Regions from separate parts of the Homo sapiens genome. Here regions 2 and 3 are each linked to region 1. A link is a loop called in an ENCODE intact Hi-C map of the cell type or tissue named here. Cell type or tissue: Caco-2. All regions are shown on one strand.

Region 1 (8,000 bases):
GTCTACCACAGGATATTTTATCTTAAAATGGTTTAAATTATTGCATAGGACCTTGGCTATTGTATTCTACTAAACCTACTTTTCCTTATGTTGGACAGAGGCTCAAGAGGAAGATTAATCAGCTATGAAAAAGATGAAGTAGTAAAGTCCATACTTTCTGTGTACCTGAAGGCAACTTTGAATTGTGGTTTTATTGCTTAGAACAGAAAAATAGTTTTTATACATATTTACTTTTGCCGAATATAGACTTCCTGGCCCATACACTCCATTTGCTACTGCAGAATAAGATGATTCTAATTCAAAAAGGATAATGTTGGTTTTAAAAAAGTATAAAATAGAAATGACTGTTTTCACAGTACCATAAATGTAAGCATTGTTATACTAAAAATATTACTGTTATGAGACCAACTCACGCACTTCCAGCCTTAGATAACACGTAGGCCTTCCAGAGTTTCCAGACAATGATGTTTTGAAAAACAATATTGTGGACTGATAAATAACGGCAAATCCTGAAGGAACATCTTTCACTTTGATGGTTGGAATGTCAGGTCTTCCAAAGTTGGATAAGGTTCTAGGGTTATCCTGACTGTTGATTAATTGCCAGAAGAGTAACTGGAGCCGGAGAATTCCATTAGGACCCTGACATTTCATATCAGTCATTATTATTCTATGATTTAGACATATTTTTGAACATTTCAAACAGCATATTTCCTAGACTAAGGAGTCCTCTCCCCAATCCTGTAGACTAAATCCCTGACTATTGACCTAATTATAATATCTTATTAAAACCTAATTATAATATCCCATGTTTAATTCCAAGCAATAAACTTGGACTAAAGGAAACAACTCCAACAATGATGTGGTGGTTGAGATCATTTGAGTGGCAAGTATACAATAGACTCAGGAATTCAGCCTTTGTCTGAGAATCCCCCAAATAACCAGGGCTTAATAGGAGGTAAGATTCGTAGAGGCCTGGGGAACTGTGAGTGGGGAGTAGATTTTAGATCTGGGCATCTGCCGTGGAAGTACCCCGATTTTGGGTCTTTAGTCTTTGTACTATTTCATTTTCTTCATTATTGTCTTACAATTGTGTACTCTCTAGGAAATTAGTCAGAATGCATAAGAATTATTGAACATTTTATATTCACTTACACATCAGAACCACACTTAGATTTCTGTGTAAGGAGAATAGATAGAACTCAGTTAAGAAAAGAGAGTAGGAGAAAAGGAAGGATTCAGGAGAAAGAGCTCACAATAACTGAAACTCTAAGATCTCTAATTGTAAACATTCAGGGCACGATGGAACTGCAACTATGAAACTGAACTCATAAACAAACTCTGAGTTATAGAAATGAAGAGCATGAACAGTGAATATGAGTAAATGGGAGTCAAATGGGGGAGAGGTCGCTAAGAGCCAGAGGAAATCTTCCCAACCTGATCAAGCAGCTTAAAGTTCAGAGATTTTCTTCACCCTGACAATAACAACTCTCAGAATGAGAAACACTGCTTTAATTCATAATTTCAATGACACAGGAAGTCATTATTTAAATTTTCTTGTAGGGTCAAGGATTCAGAGGTTGACTTGAAACTACAAAGCATGTTAAACTCCTTTTGCAGGGTTAAAGCCCTCTATATCTACATATGTTATACCATATATATTGACTACACGGATACAATTTGTATGTAATTCCATTCCCAAAAGTCATGGAGGAGGCAATGCATCTTATACTCAATTGCCACCAAAGAGCACAAGAATGAATGCTTAAGTCCAGACACTGATACATCCCCCTAAATTTTCAAAGCATGGCTTGTGGTTCCAGCCCCCTGACTCCCATTCCCTGTAATGGAAGTCAGGTGGCAAAACTCTAACGCAAACTCCTTGGAAATCTAGAAGACGGCATAATGATGTTCTTTGTTTTCACTACGGAAACATTTATATGGGACACAGGTTCAACTGTCCATGAAATGATGCACTAATCTCCAGAGTTCACAATGTAATTTGGAGTATATTTTCTTCTCCATGTGCATGCAATTGTGAAGGTAATTGCCACCCTGAAGGTAAAGAATGCCAAGTGTCCCTCACATAACACACAGCTACATTCTGAACTATCTCAGAGCCAGATATTCCCTTTTTGCCTCCAGAAAAAGTCCAGGGAACTAGCTTGCATCTAAACTTTTTGCATGCAGCCTTTCTGGAGAACACCCAGTCTTTCCTTGACAAGGCTTGTTGGTTTTCATAAACTAGTTTGTTCAATAATCAGTTCAATTTCTGGCCTGAATAGCATCATTGATTTAACTCAATAAACCAAAAAACAATTCTCTTGCCTCTCAGATTTATAAATTCTACTTGTATGCCACAGATATTTAAAATTTAAAAATTAAGCCAGCTTAAGAATAAACAGGGTTAGTTTTAGATATGCTGGGGACTTATCAAATGCAATGTCAAGCTTCATGACTGAGATCACAAGTCAGAAAGTCTTCTATTATATTCAGGAAGTAAAATCACTATCTTACTTTGTGGAAAGTACATTTTTAGAAATTAAAATTAAATGTGTAAAAAAGGGGCTATCTTAATTTTCAATAGCTACACCCATGATCTCACTACTTAATTATAGACAATTCTAATACTAATATTAAACAATTTTTAACTGTATGTGAAATCCACTACAATTTAACTGTCCTATACAACCTAGCACTCAGGGACACACAGTTTGATATCTATTTCATGCCTGATTTTTCTCTTCTGAACTTGACAAAGCACTTCTCAAGGATGTAACAGAAGTATAAGACAAACTTTTCTTCCCTCATAGCACCTGACACAGAGTAGGGTACATTACAGGAGCTCAATAAATGTTTGTGCCTGTATTGATTGATTGCTAGCATTCTGCTTTGTGATTCCTTTTAATATTTCAGATGCAGAAAGGTCATTATCATAATCATTGTAAACGTCATTTATCTGTTTATGACACTGTTCTGGGTGCTACATAAAATTTAGCAGTGAGATCTCAAAACTATAGGAATAACTGAATGGACATTGACAGACACACTCATCAGGAAAGATGGCACATGGGGTTAGAGTTTGGAGTGATTCACCTAAACATTTAAAATTACATTCATTGAATTTATATAATCTACTACTTCTTTCCAAAAATAATTTCAAGCATCTTACAGCAAAAAAATGATAAGGTTATAATATAAAATAGGATACCTGGACTAATGTAAGAAACCAGTAGAATGATAAGAGAGCGAAACTGAATGAAGAGAAAGTGAATTTCCCTGCAGTTCTGGCAAGGAGAGAACTACCCTAGGCCAGAGTTTCTCAACTCTGATGCTGTACCATTGACATTTTGGGCTGGACAATTTCCTACTGTGGCAGGCTGCCCTAGTGCATTGTAGGATGTTTTCGAGCAGCATCCCTGGACTCTAACCACTAGATGCCAGTAGTGCCTCCCTTCCTCCCCTCCTGTTGTGATGACCAATAATGCCTCCAGATCTTTCCCCTCATTTGAGAATCACTGCCTGTCTCATTTCATTTAGGCTGCTATAACAAAATATCTTAAACTGGGTAATTTATAAAAAACAGATCTATTGCTCACAGTTCTGGAGGTGAAGAATTTCAAGATCAAAGTGCCAGCAGATTTGGTGTCTGGTGAGGACCTGTTCCCCAAAGATTGCACCTTCTGTGTCTTCACCTGGTGGAAGGAATGGAAGGGGCAAGGCCACTCCCTTCAACCTCTTTCATAAGGGCACTGATCTCATTCATGAGAGCAGAGCCCTCTTGACTTAATGACTTCCCTAACAGCCCCATCTCTTAATACCATCACCACTGGGGTTAGGTTTCAGCATACGAATTTTGGGAGAACACCAACATTCAGGCCATAGCATTCTGCCCCTGCCCCCTCCAATTAATGCTTTTTGCACATACAAAATATATTCGCTCCATCCCAATAGCCCCAAAGTCTTAACTTGTTCTAGCAAGCTGTGTTCTTGCATGCTGTGTGTCTGCAGAGTTAGTACCACATGAATGCTGCAATGATTTATTTCTTGTACTTTTTGGAAAGGTGGCCTGAGCCACACCTAAACCTGTTTGAGCCACAGCTGGGGCAGTCAAGGAGCATTACACTGGAATCCAAGGAGCAGAACCTTGCAATTGTTCTACCTCCAAGGCCTTGGCATTCTGGGCCTGTCTGGGTGGGGCAGCCACACAGATCTTGGAAATGCCTTTAGAATTCTTCCTCCATCATCTTGATAAATAGCATCTGACTTCCTTCTAGCCATACTAATTTCATTATCAAGCATTTGCTTGGCCAAACACAGGGTATTCTCTCTTGAACACTGTTTTATATTAATTACAACATGGTCAGGTTGAGAATTGTCCAAATCTTTAAGTTCTGTTTCATTTTAGATTAAGTTCATTTTTAATTTGTTTTTCTCTTCTCGCATTTTGCTATAAGTAGTCAAGAGAAGCCATGCTGCACCCTCGACACTTTGCATAGAGATTTCTTCCACCAAATCTAGTTTATTACTCAGAAGTCTGCCTTCCACAAAACACTAGATCATTAACACAGTGCAGCCAAGTTTTCTGCCACTTTTATAACAAGGATTATCTTTCCTCTAGTTTTCTCTGTTTCCTCTGAATACTGTTCCTCATTTCCTTCTAAGATGTCAAAAGAATGGCCTTTACCATCCATATATCTACCAACATTCTAATTATAACCACTTAGGTAATCTCTAAGAAGATTAAGGCATTCTCTGCAGCCCTGCTTTCTTTCTGAGACCTCACCAAAATTATCCTTAAGGTTATTTTTTATGGCAATATAGGCTTTTCCTAGCCTGCTCCTCCAAACTCTTCTAGCTCTTGCCAATTACCCATATCTAAAGCTGCTTCCACTTTTTTAGGTATTTGTTACAGCAGCACCCCAGTTCTCAATACCAATTTCTATCTCAGTCTGTTTGGGATGCTATAAGAAAATACCTTAGACTGGGTAATTTATAAACAACAGAAATTTATTGCTCACAGTTCTGGAGTCTGGGAAGTCCAAGATCAAGGCACCAGTAGATTTGATGTCTTTAGTAGAACCTATTCTTCATAGATGGCACCTTCTGTGTCCTTACGTTATGGAAAGGAAAGAAGAGGGAAGGAAGCTCCTTTCAACTTGTTTTATAAGGACACTCATCCCTTTCATGAAGGTGGAGCCTTCATGATTTAATCACTTTCCAAAAGGCCCTTTTAGTATGATCACCTTGGGGGTTAGGTTTCAACATATTAATTTTAAAGGTAAATCAATATTTAGACCATAATGTTACCCTAGGTGATCTAGCTTTCATTTTAAGGATGGAGAAAGTTCAACTCAGTTCTTGGGGTTTGGGGTACATGAGAGAGACACAATTATTTTGTGACATTTATTTTTGAAACAAACTTTAATAAAACATGAACAATTTTAATTGATAATAATAATAGCTAATATTTATTGAGCACTAATTATGAGCCAGCTGCTGAAGTAGGTACTATACACACATGATCTCATTTACTCCTGCATATTGATCTCAGTTATTCCTGGAGTAGTATTGTGATCCTTACTTTATAGCTAAATAAACTCTGACTTAGATTAAGCAGTTTACCCAAGGTCATACAGTAAATGGCAGCTTTGGGATTCAAACCCAAGCAATGTGAGATTAGAGCCACCACTCTGAGTTATCAACAACAGCCTTATGGAAATATTACATTGCTGATTTTTGCATGGCTCTCCTGTAAAAGTAGAAGATATGAAATTGAAGCACAAACTAGGAAAGGCAATTAACAACTCCTCAATAGGCTATTGAAAGCAGTCCCCAGTCTACAGAAGTAACTGAGTGACAGCTGTCCATACTGTATGTTGGTCATAATTGCAGATGATGCTATGTCAGAGTAACAGCAAGGAGGCTGCCTAAATTTCCATGTCTTTGTCTACTTGTCAAAACTTGAGTATTGACGGGACTTTTCATTTGAAGTATCCTAGGATTTAACTATCTTTTTTTTCCCATACATTTCAATAAAATGTTGTATCACACTGTGGAGTGAGAGGAAATCTGAAAAAGAGCTCAGAATTAAACAGATCCAGGTTGAATCATGGTACTAAAACCTACAGCTATGTAACTTTAAAAAACTATTTGACCTCTCTGTTATCTGTAAATGGGTGTATGACTATATATAGAGTTATGCCTCACTTAACAACAGTGATATGTTTTGATTTCATCATTGTGCAAACATCATGAGTTTACTTACACAAACCTGCCTACACGGTAGTAGCTTACTACACTTCTAGGCTATGTGATATAGCCTATTGCTCCTAGTCTACAAACCTGTACAACATGTTACAGTACTGAATATTATGGACAACTATAACACAATAGTAAGTATTTGTGTAACTAAACATAGAAAAGATACAGTAAAAATATAGCATAAAATATTTAAAAAATGGTACATCTATATGTGGCACTTACCATGAATGGAGCTTGCAAGACTAAAAATTACTCTGGGTGAGTTGGTGAGCGAGCAATGAGAGAATGTGAAGGCCTAGGATATAATTGTACACTACCATAGACTTAAAAAACACCATGCAGTTGGATTAAATTTACAAAAATTCTTTCTTCAATAGTAAATTAACTTTCCTTGTTAGGATACTGGTAAGTAAAAAAAAAATGTTAGCCTTAGCTTACTAATTAACCTTAACTTACGAATAAAAGTAATTCTTTTACTTTATAAACTTTTTAATAGTTTTTAACTTTTTTCTCTTTTATAACAACACAGTTCAAAACAAACACATTGCACAGCTGTACACAAATATTTTCTTTCTTTATATGTGTTCTATAAGCTTTTTTCCATTTAAAAATTTATTTTTACTCTTTAAAGTATTTTTGTTGACACTGCAAACACACACATTAGCCTAAGCCTAAACAGAGTCAAAATAATCAACATCACTGTCTTCCACCACCACATCTTGTCCCACTATAAGGTCTTTAGGGACAATAACATACATGAAGCTGTCATCTCCTATGAGAACACTACCTTTTTCTGGAACATCTCCTGAGGGACCTGCCTGAGGCTATTTTATAGTTCACTTTTCAAAATAAGTTACAAGGAGTACACTCTAAAATAATGATAAAAGTATAATATAGTATTAACACACACATAAACCAGTAACATAGTTGTTTACTATCACTATCAAGTATTACATACTGCACATAATTGTATATGCTATACTTTTATTCAACTGGCAGTGCAGTAGGTGTGTTTAAACCAGCATCACCACAAACACATGAGTAATGCATTTTGCCGCAACATTATGGTGACCATTGCTAGGTGATAGGATTTTTTCAGCTCTGCTATAATCTTATGGGACCAGCATCCTATATGTGGTCCATCATTGACTGAAACATTGTTATGAGATACATCACTTTATATATTTTCAGAAATGTCATAAGAATTATAAACATATAAATATAAATATTTAGTAAATATAAACATTTAATAAATAAAATTTATTAATTTTTGTATAATTTTAAAATATTTAAGAAATACAATTATTTGCTATATTTGTTTTGGGAAATTTGTGGAACTTAATATAATGAGAAGAGTAGTAGTGATAATAGTGGCAAATTCCAGTGCCATTTTTTCCCAGGAAAACATATCTTGACAAATACTCTACTTCTGCAGGTGGAAAAAAGCCTTTGGTTTTTGTTGACTTATCAAATATCAGCTCTGGTAGCAAATTTCTACTCTACTATTTCTACTATTTCCAGCTCTGGCAGAAATTTCTAGTTCAAAAGAGCTAAACTACTTTATCAGATCATAAACTCTTTGTGATCCCTGCCATTGACCCACAAGAATCACTTTCACTCTTTTCTTTCTTATTAGGCTATTAACAGAATCAAACTATGACTCAAAGATTAGAAATATTTATGCCGACTTGCTGAATACCAAATAAATGTCTAATTTTTGACTGATGGGTAATTAATTT
Region 2 (8,000 bases), 600 kb after region 1:
CTCCCACATAGGGCGGTTCTATGTCTCTAGTTTCTCCCAAGACAGTTCTAGTGTACACTTAATGGCTCCATATAAATATTAACAACTGTACCTTTTGCTTTCTGGTTTAGGGAGCAAATTACAGAGTTACTGTGCTAGTTATCAACTTACTGCTTCTCACTTCCTAATACATAATATTTCTTTGCTCAGCATTGTCACGGGAGAGCTGGATCTTGTAAACTTTCTCCTTGCCAAATGACACAAAGCTAGGCTTTGCGTAGAGGACGCTGGAAGGACAAGACCAGGGGGCTTTTCTTCCTGGTTCTGTTTTTTTGTTTGTTTTTGTTTTTTTTCTTGCCCAGACCATGCAGTGGCCAGCTAGTGGTTTCCTGGCCAGTGATGCGTAGAACCCAGAAGGACACATCCTCCAACAAGTTCCATGGACACTCATGCATGTGGCATCTCCAAGAGTTTTCATAGCATGCCAAGGCAGTTTCTTGCTCACCCGCACCTCAGCAAACTTCACCATCAAGTGAAAAAAAGGAGAGTTTACAAACCCAGTTTCTGCCTTTTCCAAAAGAAGTATAAGACTGAGGCACTAGGCAGACACCTAACTGCCCCTATTCTGGGAAAATTTGTATGGGAGCTGACAAAGGTAAAGAAAAAACTTCAAGATACCATGTTATAATGAGACAATGTTAACAAAATAACACCCCCTTGGAATAAGGAAATGTAATGTGACTTTTTTGTTTAATGAGTATTCCTGCATAATACAAAAACCTAGAATCCAAAATCAAAACTATCTGGTGAACCCAGTGGGAAGAAGTTCTCTAGAGTGTGGAATTACGAACATATATATGTTTGTATAGCTACCTAAATTTACGAGTTTTTAAACCATTGTAATTTTCCTTAAGGTAGGACTAGTACTTTAACTTGATTATTTGCCCCTAGTATGTGATAAGAAAATATTGGTTGGAGAAGAGACATGCAAAATAGCACAGAAATCTTAGTAAGATGGGAATCTTTTTAACCTCAAACTATTTTTGTGAAGTCAAATACTAATTGATAAAGGATAAGAAGTGAAAATTCCAATCGTCCTCTGAAGAGAGATGTGATCCCAACAAAATATTTCAGCTAAGTCTAAATTGCATTACTTTTTCATCGAATAGTCCACTTTTCCTCTTTGTGCCCTGATCCCTTGACCTCGTGGACATCATGCTTGACCACATAACTTGCTTGAGACATCGATAGGTAAGCAGTAATATGGGTCACTTCCAAGACAAATCTTTCAGAGCCAGGGTGTGGTTGGCCATTTCTCCTTTCACTGTTCCACGAAATTCACCCCGTATCCACAAGGAATATGCCTCAGCCTGGGTCCCACAGCAACCACATGGAGCAGTCAACCCATGATGGACATACAAAAAAATAAACATTTGCAGTTGGAAGCCATGGAAAAGTTTAGGTTGTTACCATAGCATAACCTGATTTATTCTAACTAATTTCAGACAGCAATTAATAATTGGAAATGAGGTAAAAAGGAAAAGGAAGACTCCAAGAAATAGGTTAGCAGCCTGAATGATAGGGAGAATACAGGAGCCTATGGACATTGTAGTATTTTACTAAGAACATCTCCACAACATAACACACATCCAGGCATCCTGTTCTGAGTGACTTTACTCTGGCTTCTAAATTGCCGTTTTTATTACAGATGTGGGAGCCTCTCCACACCTCCACCATTCTAATGAAGGTACAAAATATGTTAGATTCCACATATAAACCAAATATGTGAGGGATAGATATGCATTAACAAGAGGACTGAGGCCAGGAAATACAAAAATTCAGTTAAAAATGTGCAAATGTGATGGTATGTTCATACCCTTAGATATCTACCCATGAAAGTAAGGTAAGGAGCATCTTACTTTTCCCACAAAGTTTGTAGGGCTGTGTGTTAATAGGGGCTGAGAGTTGAGTCTTAATAATGCTGGCAGACTGGTTATATTGGACAAATTAGTATATCTACCTCAATCTTAAAGTGAGAAGAATATTACACTCTAGCATATATAAAATATTAATGTAAATATGTATAAGCATACAAGAATCTATTATTTAGCACAATAAGGGGATTGGGTACTTAAGTTAATCAAATATTTCAGTCTTCTATAGTTTGCCCATTTCTAAGCAATCAGAAAGCAAAAACCAGAAAAATATACTGAACACCCGTACTATGTTGAATACAATTCTGTTTCGCAAAGATTCATATGACACCACAGGATCTTGCAAGGCTTCACGATCATCATTTATTATGATCTTTAACAATGGGAAGATGCAGACATCGCACCCCGTGAGACACTATAGAGTAATGAACAGAGTCAGGAGACCCAGAGACAAGTTCTCACTTTGTTGCTTATTAATAGGATGACCATACACTCTGATTTTCTCAGAACAGTCCCAGCTTGTGCTGTTGAACTGGCATGTTTACTAATGGTGTTCTCACTCACTCTCAAAACTATCCCCATTGAACAACAAATTATATAGTCACCCTACTTATATATGACCTCAAAAATCCATTTAAGATTTTAGAACTCCAGTTTCCTCAATTATAGATCTGAGGATACAACTGAGATAATATACATAAAAGTGCTTTGTGAGCTTCTTAAGCACTATCTACATGTTTGGTATCATTATCATCACTTTATTGGAAAAATTTAGTCAATAGAGCACCAAACAGTAAAGAGTTGCGTCTTAAAAATCACTTTGTCCTTTTCATTTCCATTATTCATTCAAAAAATATTTGTTAGCTTACTACTATGACCCAGAGACTGTTTGGCGCCAGGGATAGAGATAAAAAAAAACAAACAAATAAACAAAAAGTGACCCATACCCTAGCATTGCTTTTACACTAATGCCCCTGTGAAAATTAATCCTATTAGAAAAGACCAAATGAATAAGAGCAACTCTATTTTATCCATCTAATTGGGAGACAACTAAAGTTCAGAAAGATGAGATTCTCAGGTCACTCTGCAACTCAGTCCATTTTGCATGAAGGCTAAAACTTGTGAATCCTAGTTCACATCCATGCTCTGGCCAGTTCATTATTTTGTTTTTAAAGGATTAATGGAAATTCTCACAGAGTCCTTGATCTTACCTCAAGAGATCTCCTAGATCATCCTGGCCTCTAGGCAGGATTGCTCTTAAAGGCAAAACAAGAATCCGGCTAATTCTCACAACTGTGCAAAGTTGGCCAGTCTTGTTTATACAAGCTCCACAAACCAACCTTCAGGATGTATTTTCAAGTTTAATGGCCCCATCCTCAGAACTTTACGAGCTGCCATAGTCCTATAGACCTCAAAACAATTCAACATTCTACACTGAGAATGGAGGACTTTGAAGAGAAATGAAAGGAAGGAGGGAAGTCTTCCATATTCAAACGTCCAAACAAATCACCACTGAACAGACCTTTGGCAAAGAGTCTACAAAGGTAAGTTTTCAGAGTGAATATAAATATTAGTCTTTTTCTGCAGTCATGAAGACAGCAGCTCCTCTTGATATTAATATATCACTACTCTACAAATACACAGGGAATAAGATTATGATTCTCTAATATTAAATACACCTAAATAAACGCCTGTCTTCAATTTCAAAAGGCCAAAGTCAGAGCCTAACAAACTGTGTCTTCAACATTCCTTCCAGGTTCCAAAACCATATTTTAATCAGATCTATTCTATGGGAGTAGGAAAACATCCCTACAATCTGAGCCAAATGCCCTGCTCTGATGCAGCTGTAACAGCTATTCAGAGAGCTCCAAGTGCCCTCTTTTGGCCTACAGGGAGAATTGCAATCCCCTTCTGTTATCAAAGAAGCCCTTTGGAAAAACAATGTGTTTACAACAAAGCCCTTTACTTATGAGCAAACCACAATGATGACTAGACAAATGGAAGTTTCCTCTAGTCAAGGCACCTCTGCTTTCAGAGAGCCTCATTAAATGAGTTTCATTATACATTATACATCTCTCAACCCTGGTCGGCAAACAAGGCTCACTCCTAACCCCCTCCAGTCGAAAAGTGAATTTTAAAAGCAGTTCATCAGGGAGCACACGGCACTCCATGTTAGAAGCTGCCTCCGAGGATGAGTTGTGGCCAACAGTTACTGTCCTCTTCCTCTCTCTCCACTAGCATTTATTTCATCTTGTCCTATACTCTATATAGTTAGATATTTACAAAAGAGTTTGTCCATTCCTTGAGGGCATGAACTATATATTGTTTATTTTTACAACCCCAGAACACGCCACAGTGCTTGGCATGTATTTGGGGCTCTCTGATGATTGAAAGAATCATGAGAGGCAGCAGAGCTCATTTGGAGAAAATATTCTGTTTCATCATTGTTGGAATAAATTTTCCTCCTTCAATCTATTTTGTTCTAATTTCCTGACGAATTTTCGGTAGCTTTCCTTTTAGGAACTTGAGCACAGCAATAAGAATTCAATATGGCGGCAGAAATCTTCAAGGCAAATGGAGGAACTCAGTTTTATGGTCTCCTTAGTAGGTCTCTACCTTTTAAAAATCTAATAAAATGTATAAAGTTAGTTGTAATTCTCAGACTTACACTTTGGCAAAGAGTTATACAGCTAGTTCTACTCAGGTAACAAGTTCAAAACCTACTAGGTCAATATAAAGTCTTATAATATATTGTCATGGGAAATGCATCTTTGAGAAATATCCTTGAGCAACCCTAACGTGTCTTTTTCTTTTTTAAATAACAGAACGTTAAGGGAAATTAAAAATTGGTAGTTTAGAAAGAGCTTCTATAAATTCAATTTAATGCTGAAGTTATCATGTAATTAACAGATGTTTCTTTTTTTGAAAAGATAACTGATTTTTTTATTATACTTTAAGTTCTAGGGTACATGTGCACAACATGCAGGTTTGTTACATATGTATACATGGAACAACCATAATGTGTCTTAAGCAGTATCTTACAATAAACATTTTCTGAGGCAATCTGCATATCGGCTTCACCTTTCTGATTAGTGCTACCGAGGGGTATAATGAATGGGTACTGGAGGTGCTTCCTTTACAAATTACAGTGAATTTTTTAAAAATAACATACACCTCAGATATTATATCATACCTTTACTGAATGTGAGTTTCTGAAATTCAAAAGAATGAAGCAGAATATTCCTAAAACACATAGCACAATATAAGCTCCTAATGGTCACCTGCAAGACCTAAATAAGTTTCATCAGCAGTTATCCCAAAAGAGTATTGAAGATTTACTGGGCATACTTGGATCAGACAGGTCCATTCTTTGTCATGAGTTAGCAATTAATGAAGAGCTGCCAAAGCCAAGATACCTTGGCAGCTGTCTCACTGTAAAGGCTAGAAAGGCAGTGGATGGTGCCAAGGACTATGGTTCCCACACAGTGGAACTCAGTACACATCAGTGACTACCTGGGTTGACATTAACAGAAAGTAGTTGAAACATGAGCCCAACTAAAGGTACCCCAATATAAATGAGTAGAATAAAGCCTATTCCAGCAAGATAGTAATGGATGACACATTCAAGTCTACTTAATATCTGCCAGGATCATAGAAAACAAAATTAATCTTTTGAATGACATTTGTTGGAAGGGGTATGTAGAAGGTATAAAATACCTTCTCCTTTCCCTAGTTCAAGAAGGCTTTACACAGTAGCTAAGACAGAAACACTGCTTCCAAGTAGGAGTTGTGGGAAAGGATCAAAAATAAAAGGTTAGTGGAGAGAAAGATACTTAAGGTAACACATAAATAGAACAATATCTTTGCCAGTAACCAACAATTTTTTTAAAAGTAAATTTTTAAAAATCCAAAGTTTTACCTCTTTTTTGTAATAATATTTGAGAAACTGATAACTAAATTGCAATGTGACATAGAAAATCTAATGAGATAAAAGTAATTAAATAGTGGATATTTTATACATTTTATAAATTATTTTTTAAAACACCAGTGGATAAGAGAGTGATTCATAAACAAGGAATACCAGTCTTTAAGGTAATGAGAAAATTTCATTTTAAGTCTTAGGTCTGAAGTATTAACATTAGTAACAATAACTTAACTACACAATAGATAAAACCTTGATATCTATGTATTTGCATGTATGTATACACATAGAACTGTGTGTACAAATGTACTTGTGTGTGTGTGTGTGTGTGTATATATATATATATATTCCCACATACATAATCATAAAACATAGTTGCTTGGAGAAATATTCAAATCAAGGGACAAAGTGACAAATCTCTTTTGCAGAAATTATTTGTTACCATTTCCTAAATACATACTCAATAAAGAAAATACGTTATTAAATACAATATGTTTATTAACATTTCCAAGATTGCTCCAGGTATAAATTCTCTCTCTGGGCTGAAGCATTTTTTAGTTGCTCATCATGAACAATCATTCAGTTATGCAGAAAAGAAGGTTTTGTGAAAAATATGCCCAGTCCTTTGTTATGGCTATAATCGTCAACAATTTAAGAGTATCCACTGTTGCTGGATCATTCTCTGCTTCATGAAAATAGGAGAGGCAAAGGCGGAAGTCTGTCTTTAAGGTGATGGTATCCATCTGTCTATGTATTTCTATTTATCTATCTATTATTCTAGCTGTAATTCCAAACATTACCTAATCCAGCATTCCTAAGCTTTTTTGTGCCATAGACTCCTTTGACAGTCTGGTGAGATCTGTGGATAATTTCTGAGAAAAAAATATGTTTAATGTATATAGTAAAATACAGAGAATTACAGAGAAATCAATTATATCTAAATATATTTTAAGTTTTCAAATTTGAAGGTATTGTTTACCTTTAAAATTTTAAAGATATTGTCCTATTATGTGTTACCCTAACTATCTTTTTCTACCCTTTATTTTTGATCCTTTGCCACAAGTCTTAAGTAAAATCTACATTTCTTTAACCTGTTACACATCAATATCTAGCAGTTGATTTAATAACTACCATAATTTAAAAATAGAGATGAGATGAGCATAAATGACATTTGCGAGATCTACAACACCTATAACGTGCTGTAAAAATGTGTGACTTCTATTGGTGACAAATTCGCAGGTATTGCTAAAACTAATGTGGTTTGTTGCCTTATTCCTAATTGAAAGAAATGTTCAATTTCAGTGAGAGATTATTGAAAAGAAAGATGTAATTTTTTCCCCATCCATGCTCAGGGACTCCTGTATCTTAAAAATCTTTTAATGTGGTCTTACAGTACAGACATACAAGTCTTCAACAGTCTGATTTGGATAAAGCAATAGTGATATATATATTCCTTGTTTAGGAATAAAATGTGTCTACATCTCCTTCTTCTGTTATTGATACGACTTACGTAAATCTTTACAATGCTGAACTTAAACAGAAAAAGCAATGCTTAAAGTTACACATTTTAAGATAATTCATGAAATTGTCAAGGACAACAGTAAAGCAATGAATTGTTTGTAGACCTCGTGACACACAGAGAGAATATTAGAGAATTAAATGATAAAGGAATAAAAGAAAAGGGGCTTTGATATATATGGATATTTTAATGGACTAGGGAAGGCCCAAATTAAATGATGATTATGCAGTGGTCTGGAGATTTCACATACAAAGATATTCACTACCCAGTGTTTCCAAATGTTGTTCTGTGGCTGCAGATCTGGGATTGTGCAGTGTGGACTACAGAACTAGATGTAGAAAGAGTCTGAAAAAGCTGGAGTGAAACAGATGTCTGAAAGAATAGAAGGAAAGCATTGTTCAGGAGCTTAGCTTGAGAGGACAGTGGGGAGAATTAGTAGAATCAAGTTGGTGATGGTAAGGAGTGGAGTTCAGCATGAGAGAAAAAGAAGTCTGAAAACCCGAAACAAAATTGATGTTTCCCATTTCCTGGACATCAGTACCCACTGTCCTCTGGGTAGCAGTTGAGGCTTTATAATGCATTCCTTACTTCCAAGCAAAACTATTCATTATTTCCTAAATATACTCATGTACTTTCCCATCAGCAT
Region 3 (8,000 bases), 590 kb after region 1:
TATGAGAGAAGTATTAAATTCCTCTTCTCACTTGCTAAAGAAATACCTGATTTCTGGTAACTTATTCTCTATTCTCTATACCTGAGAAACCCGAGTGTGAGAATGAAAACAGCCCCCCGACCCTGTTCACGAAAGGATCACTGTGGCCACAATGTCAGTGCACAGTCTTGACTTCACCCCCATCCCCCGGTCTGTTCCACTTTTCCTTTTTCGTTCTCCAGTTATTGCCATGAACCAGAAACTTCCCACAGCATCTCACGGTGTTTTCTTGAAAATAACAATGCTATTAGAACACAACAAATACATAAACAAATCAATGACAGCAAAATGACAGAGTTTTGAATCATCGTGTCTAGGTGGCAGAAAAATTTCTCCTCATCCTCAAAAATATATAAAACTATTGGAAGTTTGCAGGAAATTTTTTCAATTATGTTCTTTAAAACTCTTCTCTTCAAGTAAAATTCTCTCTTAACAATGAAATTTATGAGAGATACTCACACATTTAGAGTAGACGAATGTGAAACTGGTAGGTCTTCATCATAGTTTGTCTTTACATCTGTGCATGTTTACATCTCATACCTAAATACCGATTTAAATTTTTTAACAAACATAACACTTAAATTCCATTTATTATTTCTTGTAAATCTCAATATATAAACCAAATATAAGATGCACCCAGTTTATCTCTCATTTCTCTAATTACATATGCAATGGTGCCTATTTACCAGGCAGTGCCTGCTTGATCCGAACTTTCCAGTGGATTTTAGATGACTCTGTCAGTTACACAACCAGGTTAGTTCAAAGACAGCGAAAAGCACTTGCATCCAAATGAAATCTATATTTGGTAATTCTTAAAATATCATTTTTCCATGGCTTTGTAGGGCATATTGCTTACTCAGATAATGTGCATGCCTTTCCAGTGAGGCAGTTTTTTGAAATGTGATCTTGGGTCACTTTATGTTAAACTTACTTACTCCACACATAGGATGAGTAATGCCAGATAAAGTACTGTCATTAAAAGCATTTTTATTAAGGGGCTAGTAGAGAAAACCTTTAAGCAATGTTATCAAGCTCTTTGTTGAACCAGGTGGGACATCTATATGAATAGGATCTCTTCAGACCTAGACCTCAGCCACAGCACACCTGGCCTATGTTTGGAAAAGAAAGTCTCTCTTGTTTGGCTACATAGTCGGTTACAAAGAGCCAAGACAACTTTAATTTATCCGTTAAGAATGGAGGCCCATATTTAAGAGTCATCAGCAATAAAGGAAAATACACTGGATCATTTCAAGTGCATGCTAATCATTTAATGTAATAAATGGAGCAACTCTAATTATCTCCTGAGGAAATGATTTCACACTAAAACAATGGGAATGAAGAGGTTACTTCAGGAGCATAATACCCAGCTGAAAGTTACTCATGTGAATCTGGAGATTTCTCTTGCATTTCAGGGGGGAGGGACTTTTTCCCCCACAGCCCTAATTCAGTTGCCTCCTTAACGGGGTTAAAGATATTTAGCACTGACCCTGCCGTGTGCTTGTTTTGTAACCCCAAGCAAAGCTCTCACCAAGCTCAAGATCGGTGTCCTTCCTGACTGCTTTGAAAGCTGCTCCCTAATAAGAGGGTATCTGACTTCAATGCAGCAAAACAAATAAATTAGTCTAGAGATCACTGTAACCTCCTCACTTCCTATTCCTTGCCTCCCCCAAAATGATCAATCTGCCACCTACGCTAGCCATTGCAAAAGAATTTCCAGTGAAATGCTTGAAATAATTTTTTAAATGTTTCAATCTGTCGTGACCAATATTTTTAAAAATTTTAAGTGTAGTTTTTTAAAGCTATTTTTGTTTACTTGTTGGCATCACAAAATTAAGGTTAAGAAATATAATGGAGGATTTGGGGAAGAATAAAATGTTTTAATGATTTGGTTGCTTCTCTTGCAAAAGACAGATTTCACCATAAGCTTAAAATGGTTTGCTAAATTCTATATTTCTGTTGCCTCATTGTTCTGTTTCTTTTGATGAAACACATAAAATGAACACTGTCTGTTTAGGCATTTTAAAAAACATATTCACATTAAATAGAATAACTACAGTGGATGGGTACACAACCCTGAAAACTAGGTAGCAGAATGATTTTGACTTTTTCAAATCCTTCAAGTAAATCCAAATCTAAACAAACAGACAGACAATATAGACTTGATTTTTGAACAGTTCTTCCCCCAATTTCTCATTGCTCTGGTTTTGGGAATAAGGAACACATTAGAAAAACCTTTCTCTTCAGAAATAACAAAGAATCAGGAAATTGTGTCTGTTTAACTTCTACATATAAGCTAAGACATTCTAAGTACATATTTTTCATTATGAAAATAATAAATGTAAATAAATTCATAACTCTGTTTCTGTTTTGGTCATATTCAAAGGTATGTTGAATAAGGAATCAAATCCTCTTTAGATTGAAATTGATAAACACATTAGAGAACATGAAAAAATTACATAAAATAGAAAACAACCCAATGCAAGACTGATTAATTCTCCAATTAGTGTAAAAACCATAAGCGGAAATCACAATTTTGAGGGAGAAGATTTGCATTTATTTAAAGCCCACATCCATATTTTATAAAAGGGAATGCTTTGACTTTCTTTTTACCTTAGTATCCCTGCTGTCTGTGTACATGAAAACAGCCAATATCAGACATGAAGTTAATTGGAATCAACTGCGCCCATCTTTACAGGAACACACCGGAATGTGTACCATTCAGGCTCAGCTTACCATAATATTCTCTACGGAATAGTTGACCACAGGATTCTCATTCACAAACAGCCAGGTTAAACAGTTAAATGCTAGCAAATCCTGCATAGCCCTGTGGGAAATTTCACTTTAATCCCGAACTTATAAGAGGACAATCAAAGCCCAAAGCCTGGGTAACAAATCTGATCCTCTGTTGCAATCTGTGTCCTCATGGGAAGGAGAGAGGTGCTCTCCGTACAAGCCCTAGATGGATAAATACCTAAATGATGAGATAGATGGGGAATGCAGAAGAGGCGTCTGGCCTTAGCCATTCGCTTCCAATTCCATATTACACTGTGAGAGGCAATTCTTGTGCAGCTCAGGAGCAGCCAGTCCTGATTACTAGAAGTTGAAGTGTGGCTTAAGGAATGATTAATGACAGTGTCGGGAGGAAAACAAAGCACAATGAGAGTTATCTCTAATCCACCTGCTTGCAGATGCTATAGTAAGGGAATGAAAATGGCCCCGGTGAGCCCTGATGATAAAAAAATCAAACGAGAAAGGTGCAAAGCTGTAGATATGTATTAATCTGATATATAAAAACTAGGTCTTACTTGAATAAAGCATTAGGCATGAATGGAGCCCCATAGGTGATAGATACTAGGCCATAGTGGACTTCACATTGTCTGTATTTTTTAAATCAAACAGAACTGTTCCCTTCAGTATTGCCTTTGACATTAATAGGTTGGTATTTGAAAAGTCACAGTTCACTAGATGAGCAGGCTTGTGAGTGCAAGCTCATTAAACAAACCCCCTTTTCTTGTTGTTCTTAAAAAATACGATGACACCATACCACCACCTTGTGGTTTTGCTGTGCACGTACACACTACCCCCGGAGACGTCTAAAATTCAATCACATTTTCCAAACGTAGAAATCCAGGTGGAATGTAATTATAAGATCGATGGTGTACTTTATAAGCAAGTATGTTTATGAGTGGCTTTCACCTAAGACAACACAATGCCAATAAGATCATTGAAGTTTCATAATGTATTTTTGGATGCAATATGAGGTCTCAGCCTGGTCATTCCAATTATCTATTTTAATTTCAGGCCACCAATGCAACGAGATCAGAAGACATCAAATATCCATCTATGTGAAGAGAATGAACAAAAGTGTTTCACACACCTGTTCCCTGGCAAGTAGTCACTGACTTCCAATATCCAACAAAGCTAAGTAACAACACTTTGAGCTTTTCATAATTTTTCTATGTGTGGAAAAGATTGTGAAGCAGTGAAATGTGTATGTGCTTTCTTCTAAAACAAAGAACATTTTACTCATGTCTCCACATCTATAGACAGAACTCTAAGCACTTTTAAGAGCTAAATTTTTATGTTTGGGCATTTTGTTGATTTGTTGACTCGCTACGCATTTGCCTTTTGATATGATCTTGATTCGATGGAAGCAATAGCATTCCATAATTTCACCTGGTTAGCAATCATTCCTGCTAGGAGGTAGTGATGGACAATGATGCAGGCAGCCTCAGGATATTCACTTATTCCCAGGTTTGGGAAAGCTGCTTCTGCTTTTGTCCACAGTGCTAAGTGCCTATTGCATTCTCTCCCCTTTAATCTAGCTAGCAACAAGTTAGATGTTAATTCATATTTCATGCAAGATTTTTAATACTGAAAGTCTAATGAAGATTTAGCGTTCCGTTTTTAACAAGGCTGATGTTACTGTTGAAAGAAAGCACATACATTATTTTAATTAATATCAATTCATAAGTGCTCTTGATTTATATATTAAACAAAGAGAGAAAGTGTCTTGTCATACATGACAATTGATTCTGTATTCACCCATCATTTACTCAGAGCCCATTTCCCCCCTTCTTGCGTGGGAAATGCATGATGGAAGCTGCCATGTAGAATTGTGTGTCTCTCACATGCTGTTAATGCTGTGCTGTGATCACCTCACCCCTTATTTCCTTATGACGAGCTTCAAGTCAGTTCCAGCCAACTGTGCTAGTCTCCACCTGACATCTTCTCCTATCAAATAAGCAGCCTCTATTGTTTTAAGCTTAATGCCTTTGTGTATGGCACAGCCTTCCAATAATCGCAGAGGGCCTGACAACTCATGTGTTATAAAGGCATAATGTTAGGCCAAAGGAGGTAATTAATAATAGCAGTTTAATGCAGCTGGGAGCAAGAATTGCCTTACAAACCAAAACATCTTCAGCCATTTAGCCAAGTACAGAATTAGCAAGATGGCAAGGACCTGAATGGAGAAACAAATGCCCTGCCTTATGTGTTATGACACAGTAGGCAGTTAAGAAAATTCCAGAATTTTAGAAGATGCTCTGATCACACCAGACCATTATTAAATTGAATATTAGCTATTAATTAAGTTCTGGGGAATTTTCTTCTTTCTCCATTTCATTCTTTCAGTGGCAGCAAATTGTCTTCTTTTGAAGTCAATGCCATGATTTCCTCATGTGAAACCTCTACACCAAAGGAGGCAGTGTTCTGGTCCTGCTTCCCTACCTCTCTCCTCACGCCCACCCCCACATACATACACGCTGTCAAGTAACTTATGTCAATTTCCAACAACAGCAAAAAAGTAGACACTAGAGCACTTCACATTCTGTGCTTTAAATAAAAAATTTTTTCTCTGAGATTTGTTGCTACATTCCTACCCCAGAAAGACCCTAGAGATACAGGCAGAGCCCAGAAAGATCCTGTGAGTGGGCCAGTGGGAAGGGGAGGAGCTGCAGTACTTATGTAGAATGTTTTTAAGCCAAAGAAAGGATTTTATTTCTTCTTAATTGTTAGGCTGTGTACAAGTTAGTAATTATTTTGTCGTCCTCCAGTACCATGACAAACACACACACACATACACAACACACACACAGGCACACTTAATGCTTCATGCTGGAATCACTCCAACCAATAATGCTGACTGGCCACTATTTGTGGGGAGAAAACATTCCAAAGCCCCAAGTCAAGATATTAATCCCACCCTATTTTTAAGAGAAAAATAAATCATTTGCCAAGAGCAAGACAATTGAGACCATGAGAGAGGACCTGACCTGGAAAGCCAGCCAGATTCCTCTCCAGTCTAACCCAGTCTCTTCATTCCATCGGTTTAAATCTAAAGGTATATTTGTCTTTCAGACTGTCTTTCTGGACTATATGGAGGCTCCATCCCCAGCAGTGGATGTGGCTTCCTCCTCCAACCTCCTGAGAAGTAGAAATGGCATGAGTGTTTTATGCACACTTTAATACTCTGCAGGGTCAGCTCGGACTTGGAAAGATGCTTCGGAAATCAACATGCGAAGGAACACTCCACGCCAATAGGAATGAGAGTTACATTTATGCTCTATAAAATAAGGCATCTCCCAATTTATTTACCCTGGCATGATTATTTATCTGGCATTATATTGCAGCGGTAATCCAGGGAGTTGCTTTGTAGTTACTCTGTTACTGCTCTTGTTTTGCAGTAACTCTGTAAATAACTTGTGTCACCCCTTCTATGTCCCAGTTCCAGATGGAAGATAAGACGTTATTTCTGCTTCAGTGCAAAATCTTAACAGCTGATGTAAGGAGGTGTTCAGATTCCTATCTAAATTACATGCCAGATATTCTGCATTAGCATTGTTAGGCGGGTTATTTATCTACAACCTGAATATATTTCCAGGATATCAAATGATGACTTACAAGCTATCTCCTGTGATGTGATGTGCAAGCGTAGAGCAATGTAAGAAAAATTTTAAAACCCCTCCATGGATGATCTTAGCTTAGAAAAACTGATTCAACATTGTTCTATTTACCTTAATTAACACAAATCTTAGCCATATTTGTTTATAACACTGTGTTAGTGACTAAATAAAACCATTATGAAGCTGCCTACAAGGCCACTGGGTATGCAAGGAAAACTACACAGTCATTACTACCCAGTAGAGGGCAAACACATTGTATTTTATTGCTAATTTGGACCAAATCCCTGTAATTTGGTGTTTAAAGATTGTGCATGGGTTATGAGCATACAGTTGTTGAATAAATGTACCATGGTATGTTTTTAACATCTGTGGAGATTTTGATGGAATAATAGTCTCCTTTCTGTATAGCTTAATGTAATATATTATGTATTTGGAAATTTGAGCAAGGTACACTATTTGGAAAAGAAATCACAAAAGAAGATTTGCTTGTGCTGTCTAGAACTCCCTTACATTGCTAGACTCTAGAAAGGAAGAGCAGGATTAAAACAAAACAAAACAAAAAACCTACATTCAGGTGAAGAAATGTTTTTTTCCACGTGATCTTTGGTTTCCCTTTGTTAGGAATAAAGCTCTTCATCTCTCCCCCACTCCGAGGTTGCTTTTCCTCCAAGTGGAAGGTAGTTTGGGCCAATATGTTGTGTTATTCCATTAGTTTATGTTTTAAGACTAAGAAGAGATACTTCTGTGTTATAAATTATTTATAGCACAAGAACAAAGGGAGGCTGTCAGGGCTGCTGCTACTTTGAGAAAATAAAAAAGAAATGATGAATTTATGGAGAATCCAATTTAATAAAGAGGGAGGAGATGCAACTGCTAATTATTAACATCCATCTGCAGACAGAGACCTGAGAGTAAAGAATTAGATGGATACATTTACATCTGTCTGTCACCAAAAGAAATCTCACTAATGGTTTTCCACACTGTCACCAAACGCTCCCCATCCAGCTTCGAGAACCTTAGAGACACGTGAAGATATTTTAATCAACAGCAGGGCATGGAAGACATGCAAAGAACTTTAGAAATGGGCACTGAAAAACACCACCACTTCCTCCTGCACTCTCTGCCATTCTGAAAACACCAAATAATAAAATGTGGTGTGGACTTTATCTTTGTATCTAACTGATGTGGGGAGCAGTGAGCTTTGAAAACTTTTCTATTGAAGCAGCTGCAAGGCACATCTCTGCTGACATCAGGCACAGTGTAGAGACAGAGGTATGAATGAATGAAGAATGTCCAGCAAAAAAGAGAAGAAATGGTTTATCGTGGGAGAATTTTTTTGTTGTTGTTATTTTATTTTGATGCTGAACCTACCTCTTGTCTTCTGGACGTTGCTTTCATGAACAGGAGGGAACAGAAAATGGAATGCTTTGAAAACTCATGATCCTGGGCTGCTGCCTTCTTTTCTTAAAAGGAGCAGAAGAGAAGGATAAATATATTAAGAATTCGTCAAAGAAAAAGAAATGTTCCATGGCTGTGTGAAGCTTGCTGATGGGGGGG

Evidence for each region. Hi-C counts contacts between places; a loop is a spot of excess contacts. Peaks named below come from ENCODE experiments on the same cell type or tissue, not always from the same donor. Only the 100,000 strongest peaks of a DNase experiment are listed, where the experiment ranks them.
Region 2: it touches region 1 in a loop (22-fold over the local background); 9 of 110 quality-filtered maps call a loop at or near these places.
Region 3: a loop joins it to region 1, with 21 times the contacts of the local background. A loop is called at or near these places in 9 of 110 quality-filtered maps.

Annotation. Positions count from the first base shown.
Region 1 is chr15:37,285,873-37,293,872 of GRCh38, forward strand. No RefSeq gene overlaps it. Among named protein-coding and RNA genes, the nearest start is that of MEIS2, 190 kb to the left of the region's middle. In Caco-2, no CTCF peak of the experiment used is centred here; a DNase peak (open chromatin) is centred at 3,429.
Region 2 is chr15:37,888,153-37,896,152 of GRCh38, forward strand. No RefSeq gene overlaps it. Among named protein-coding and RNA genes, the nearest start is that of TMCO5A, 42 kb to the right of the region's middle. In Caco-2, a CTCF peak has its summit at 3,815 (motif pointing left); no DNase peak of the experiment used is centred here.
Region 3 is chr15:37,877,158-37,885,157 of GRCh38, forward strand. No RefSeq gene overlaps it. Among named protein-coding and RNA genes, the nearest start is that of TMCO5A, 53 kb to the right of the region's middle. In Caco-2, CTCF peaks have their summits at 3,591 (motif pointing left) and 3,793; no DNase peak of the experiment used is centred here.